Linked DNA regions of Homo sapiens: region 2 is linked to region 1. The links are chromatin contacts, found by Hi-C or POLR2A ChIA-PET in ENCODE. All regions are on one chromosome and are shown on one strand. The core of a region is the stretch at or near the end of the contact, and the rest is flanking DNA. Distances in the headings are between cores, read along the strand shown. Region 1 overlaps MUSK (muscle associated receptor tyrosine kinase). Region 2 overlaps MUSK (muscle associated receptor tyrosine kinase).

The links. A loop is a pair of places that touch in the nucleus more often than their neighbours do. ChIA-PET counts read pairs that join two places held with the same protein, here RNA polymerase II (POLR2A). Pooled maps may share reads with other maps.
Region 2: a loop to region 1 is called in a map of PC-3, with 2.4 times the contacts of the local background. The contact joins two enhancer-like sites. A Hi-C loop is called at or near these places in 4 of 168 maps with a recorded cell type or tissue (GM12878, PC-3, endothelial cell of hepatic sinusoid and 1 more) and 2 of 50 pooled maps. POLR2A ChIA-PET finds 5 or more read pairs at or near these places in 2 of 52 experiments (Caco-2 and WTC11).

Annotation. Positions count from the first base shown.
Region 1 is chr9:110,712,954-110,716,018 of GRCh38, reverse strand. The region is part of intron 5 of MUSK (muscle associated receptor tyrosine kinase); the gene reads right to left. Among named protein-coding and RNA genes, the nearest start is that of MUSK, 46 kb to the right of the region's middle. Within about 2 kb of position 1,483, at least 2 of the 41 ENCODE cell types and tissues checked have a DNase peak (open chromatin) inside an H3K27ac peak, as active enhancers do; they include PC-3, where a contact is called at or near this core.
Region 2 is chr9:110,751,671-110,754,925 of GRCh38, reverse strand. The region is part of intron 7 of MUSK (muscle associated receptor tyrosine kinase); the gene reads right to left. Among named protein-coding and RNA genes, the nearest start is that of MUSK, 85 kb to the right of the region's middle. RefSeq lists a silencer at 1,823-2,117. Within about 2 kb of position 1,990, at least 4 of the 41 ENCODE cell types and tissues checked have a DNase peak (open chromatin) inside an H3K27ac peak, as active enhancers do; they include PC-3, where a contact is called at or near this core.

The sequences.
Region 1 (3,065 bases), core at 234-2,733:
TCCGTTAGCTACTCTTCCTGAAGCTCTCCTTCCTCCCACTCCCAGCCTCCAACAGGCCCCAGTGTGTATTGTTCCCCCCATGTGTCCATGTGTTCTCATCGTTCAGCTCCCACTTATAAGTGACAACATGTGGTGTTTGGTTTTGTGTTCCTGTGTTAGTTTGCTGAGGATAATGGCTTCCAGCTCCATCTATGTCCCTTCAAAGGGCATGATCTCTTTCCTTTTTATGGCTGCATAGTATTCCATGGCATATATGTACCACATTTTCTTTATCCAGTCTATCATTGATGGGCTTTTAGGTTGGTTCCAAGTCTTTGCTATTGTGAATAGTGCTGCAATTTAATGAAATGGCACTATGAAAATAAAATAATATTTGTTCCTAGATTATTTTATTTTCATAGTGCCATTTCATTAAGTTGTTTATCATTTTCCTTATAGTCAATATCTTGAGAAAATCTCTGACCATTTGGTAAATAAGAACACCATTGCAGGGCTTTTTCAAAGGACAAACTCAGAGGTTGGGAAGTCAAAATCTTAGTAGTAGGATACTTTCCTTACACTCATGTACAATACCCTAACAGCAATCCAGGTGGTAGAATTGGATCCTCACTTCACTCTCACTAGCTGTTTTTTCTGAGTTGCTGTTCAACTTCTCTGAACTTCAGGTTTTTTATCCAGAAAACGTAGTTATTAACTTTCAACTCATAGAATTGTGGAGAAGATTAAATGACATGATTTATATAAAGCAATTAATTAATATAGCAGCTAACTCATAACTGGGAAGTACTAGAGGTAAATTTTGAAGCCAGGTCTTCTAGTTCTTTTTCTTTCTCCAGAGCTTTTTTGATCTCTAGGATATCTTTCTGAGTCATGAAAGCTGTTCCTTTAGCGGACTTCAAAGGGAGAAGGCTTTATTTTATTTTGTAACGTCAATCTGCTTTAGCTGGCTGTATCCTAGATATTGATCATGTTAAGTACCCTTTTCCGGTGTTAAAAAGCATATCCTTAACTCCTTTCATAAACTGAATTATTTGAGACAGAGAAATCACTCTGTAGAGAGAGAAATTCTTTCGACCCTGTTATTAAAACATAGATGCTCATCTATACAGATTATTTGAATCTGCTCTTAAATAGACTATTTGTCTCATCTAGCATCATATTTTAAGAATAACTGAGTTGGAGATGCCTGTTAGAAGGCAAGGACTACAAAGAACAAAATGGGTTAAATTGTTTTTATATTTGACTTAAAAAACACGTGGCCCTGGGTGGTTGAAAAAGTAATCCTATTGAGGCTCTGTGATACTTTGTTTCTGAACAGATACTTCTTTTCTCAAACCCTTATCATTAAAAGAAAACCTAGCAATAATGACAAACCTAAATAAATACCTGGTTTCTCTTTCCTGACTCTTGGTAGCTAAAGCAAAGAAACCCGATCCTGGTGTACTGCCACTGTTTACGTTTCTGTCTGCTTTGAAGCAGGGCAATGCCTGAAGAGGTTTACCCACTGTGGCTCCAACTCTGAAGGAGTCAGAAGGCAAGCTCCTTTAGAAAACATACACATCATCCTCAAATACAGTGACTCTCTTCTCCAGGACAAAATAAGGGCTGCCTGCCTCAATGATGTGGGATTCCCTCCCATGGCTTGGGTTGGGAACATTTCTGTGGCCTTTGAGATGGTAACGTTTTTCTCACTTGTAAATATGGATGGTGAATAGTGGGTACGAGCAAGAAATGTTTACCATGTAAATCAGACAAGAGCTACACAAAGTTTACTTGTTTTTGTTTCAGTCTTAGGTGTATATAAAGCAACCGCACTTTTGTTAAACTGGTTCTGAAAATATATTAGAAGTTTAATCATCAGCCAATAAAATATGTGACTTCATTCCTGATTCACTTTTTTCTTCTTAAAGAAAGTTCATTTTCTGTTTTTGATGGGAGGAGATGCTAAACTGCTTAATTACCAGGACAAAGAAGTATTTCTTAGTTTACCTTTTTAAAACATTTTTATTTTGAAATAATTTTAGATTTACATAAGAGTTGCAAAGATAGTATAGAAGGTTTCCATGTACTGTTCACCCAACTTCCCCTAATGTTAGCATCCTGTATAACCATGGTACGTTTATCAAAATCTTAGTTTACTTTTAAATAACTTTTTTGATCTAAGCTCTGGAAGATGCCTGCACTCTGACATGCGTTAAACGAGCTGAGGTCTATTAAGAATAAGATTTTTGTTTTAGCCAACCGGAAATTTTAGTTGGAAAAATAAATAGAAGCCATAAACTTAATCTTAAATCATACCACAGTATCCCAGTTGCCTAAAGTGGCTTGGGTTGGGAACATTTCTGTAACCTTTTAGATGGAATTCTGGATGCCAGATAAGGCCATATGCCTCCAAACCATAGGTTCCCACATTGTCAGGATGTTAGGTATCTACCCGTTTAAAATTATGTCTAAGAGAGGGCTAGGCATGGTGGCTCACACCTGTAATCCTAGCACTTTGGAAGACTGAGGCAGGTGGATCACTTGAGGCCAGGAGCTTGAGAGCAGACTGGCCAACATGGTGAAGCCCCATCTCCACTAAAAATACAAGAATTAGCTGGGCATGGTGGCACATGCCTGTAATCCTAGCTACTCAGGAGGCTGAAGCATAAGAATCGCTTGAACCTGGGAGGCGGAGGTTGCAGTGAGCAGAGATTGCACCACTGCACTTCAGCCTGAATGACAGAGAGAGACTCTGTCTCAAAAAAAAAAAAAAAGAAAAAAAGGTCCAAGAGAAGATACCAAGAAGATGATCTCCATGTTAGCCTGTGAGTCAAATCATGGTTTATTCTGTTTTTATAGCACCACTAATAGATACTGTCCCAAACTCTCTAATCCTTCTTTTACTCCCTGGTTATGAGTCAGTGTCAGGCTGTGCTTGCATGGTAAATCTGAATTTTTTCCTCTATTTTCTTTTTCCTCCCTCAATGTGATATGATCCTCACCAAGAGCTCCTCACTCTTCATCAATCAAAGCCCTGTTGGCCTTCACCTCTCTGAAGATTTCCCTGACCTTTCCCTATCTCC
Region 2 (3,255 bases), core at 741-3,240, 38 kb before region 1:
ATTTTAGTGAACCGGGCTAGAGGCCTGCAAGAGTCTCTTAATTAAAATGACCAAAGGCTATGAAAGAGAATGAAGAGAACTCTATGTCACTGCTGAACTCAGGAAAGAAGTGCCTTCATGCCCCCAAATCTCATGGCAGTTCTGCCATTATACAAATACAATAGTGGGAAGAAAGACAGTGGAACACTGGAAAATTCTTCCAGAGAAAATGGCATATAATTTGGAAATACAAAGGCAGATTCTAATAGCAGCTGAGCAGGAAGATCTATTGAAAAGCAAGGGGGCCAAGGTTATGTAAATGATAGAGCCCTCATTTTGTAATGTGGAAGGAGCATGGAGATAAGCCAATGCAAAAGAGAATCCAGCCATAGTACCTGGGAGGGGATAATGAGCTTCTATAGGAAATGTCTCCACTTGCATTTTCTTTTATTTTTGTGGGGGTGTATGGCTAGGAGATGAGGAAGGGGTCCAAGAACCTTGCAACTATAAAGTGCTTTAAGCTCAGAATTCAATTTTAAAAAATTCTCAAAATATCCCACCAATATTTGTAGTATTTAAAAATTCTTAAAATATCCACCAATATTATAGTATCTTTAAAATTATCTAGAAGTCAGCAAAAACATTGGCTCTCTTCTGAAACAGAACTGTTCTAATATAAGAAAGCTGCCTGATTGTAAAAGGATGCTTACCTTTTATGCCTAACTGCAGAACATCTGGTAGCAATTTAATGTGGCTACTGGCTGTTACTCATTTATCCTTTTCCCTTTTATTAAGAACAAAAACAAAATGACTTTAATTAATTTAAAACCAGAGAAAGCCAGCATGGAATGCCAGGGATGGTGTCTGTTTTGTTGATAAGAACACTCTTTACCTATGATGGTTGAAGCACTGAGTGGTAAAGCAAATTACGTGCTACTGCTCTGTTACCAAGTCTCAAGAATTATCTCCAACATTGGGAGGAAACAGGAGTGTGGCTATCAGACATGAGAAAGAGCATGAAACATGTCAGTACATTCAATCAGCTATACTGATTATGAAATAGTGTTCAAAGTTCCATTTTTTTTTTCTGTAGTAGTGTGAAACATCACCTCTTTTGAAATAAGAAAAATAAAACCATGTGGTTCATCTGGGGAGTTTGGGAGACTCCAGTATTACCACATCAGATTTTTCCCTCCTGCTCAGTTTTGATACTACTTGTATTCATGTGACTTTTAAATTTAGTGACCAAAAGGCTTAGACCCTGAGGTCGATTCAAAGAAGGGGCAATATAGAAAGTGGGGGTTGTTGGTAGAATGGGGAGCGGCTTACATTAGAGGGGTGTGTGACCATAGGCTCGTCCCTGTACTCTGAGACTGGATAAACATGGATAGAACCATGGACTGCACTCTCTGATGAAGGACCTGTTGGTGCCATTGAGAATGGGAAATACAAATATGTATTTTATTTCTCTCTCTCTCTCTCTCTCTTTTTTTTTTTTTTCCTTTTTGAGATGAAGTCTCACTCTATTGCTCAGGCTGGAGTGCCGTGGTGCAGTGGTGCAATTTCAGCTCATTGCAGCCTCCATCTCCCAGGTGCAAGTGACTCTCATGCCTCGGCCTCCCAAGTAGCTGGGATTACAGGCATGCGTCACCATACCTGGCTAATTTTTGTATTTTTTAGTAGAGATGGAGTTTCACCATGTTGCCCAAGCTGGTCTCGAACTCCTGACTTCAGGTGATCTGCCCACCTCGGACTCCCAAAGTGTTGGGGTTACAGGTGTGAGTCACCACACCCGGCCTGTATTTTTCTCTTCTGAATCCCTGTGTCCATTTTCATGGTCTCCGGCTGTTTTAGGACTATGCTCACTATTGGTATCATAGGCTGTCTTGCTTTCTTCCACAGGGCTGAGGGTTCTGATGACAAAGAGAAGCATCTTGCCAAATGCCCAGCATCCTGGCAAGTTTACTTTGCAACTTGAGGCTTTATGGGGTTGTGACTGGAGGGGAAATGCAACTTCCTGGTTCATAGGGAGAGGTTCCAAAAGTTTTTCTGACTCCTTTTGATGACTAACAGTAAATGTAAATGAGTCAGAAAGAAATATATCACATTTCTAAAACAATGCATAAGGATTTGGGCAGACACATGGAAGGGTTTTGGAAAAATGAAGCCTGATCTTTATTTTTTGTTGTCCTTCAAACACTAGAAATATCATTAGACATAATCCTAAGCATAAGCATAAGATCAGCTTTTTCCATTTCCAGTTTTCCTGCTGGGAAGAGCAAATAAACAGATGGAGTAGAAATTTCAAAGGGAAACACGAGGAACATGACAGAGGGGGCTGTTGACTACTAGGGGTACTAGTCACATAGGGGAGGATGGAGATGGTTAAATGAGACAGCAGAGTTTGGCATTAAGGAAGCATTGCCAGAATGGCAAAAGAGGCGCCATGTCTGACTTGAAGTTCTGGACTTCTGGCCAGCCTCATCGGATGCCGAGAGAGGGGCCAAAAGCAGAAATGGAGAAAGCAGATACCATACTTGAGTTCTGGGAGATCTGGGGAGCATAAGGCCATGCTTCTTTCAAATGACCCTGAATGAAAGAGGCTCCAAGGATCCCTTTTTCATCGAAGTAGCCTCATTTCCCTAAAATATCAGTCCACGGAGCACCCCAGTGTTGGGAGGTAGTTTCCTCAGTGATTCCAGAGGGACCTTCATGGGGCTTCTAGCAGGTCTAACTCACAAGAGCAGGTCAAAGAGGAAGAGAAAATGGAAGTTGTCTCATGGGAGTTCAGAAGTCTTATTCAATCACACTCATGACACACCCTTATTAGGTCTGCCTCGGGAAATTTTGGGAAAAGTCGAGGAGTGTCAAGTCCCCTAATAATCAGTGAGAATCAACCAGACAAACAAATCAGGGGTTGGACAAAAGGGTCTTATTCCAGGGAATAACACTAGATGTGTAGCAATTTTTTAATTAATAGGCATGTTTCTCATTTATCATATCCACTCTAGACCTTTTTAGTCTTTTCCATTTTTCAGTTTTCGAGTAACAACTCTCATTTCTTTACTTGACTCCGAACATCGTGCAGCACTATGATTCTGTATATGGTCAGATTTAATTGTTGCCTTTGTGGTTCAGAAGAGCAAAGTCCCAGGTCCCAGTTATAGGTTAACCCTCTCCTTATGCTGCCTTCTCTACCTCTACCCAAGTTCCTTGGGTAGCTACTGTAAACATACCCCTGTCCAGAGTGGCTTCAAGCCTCACTTCCAGGGTCCC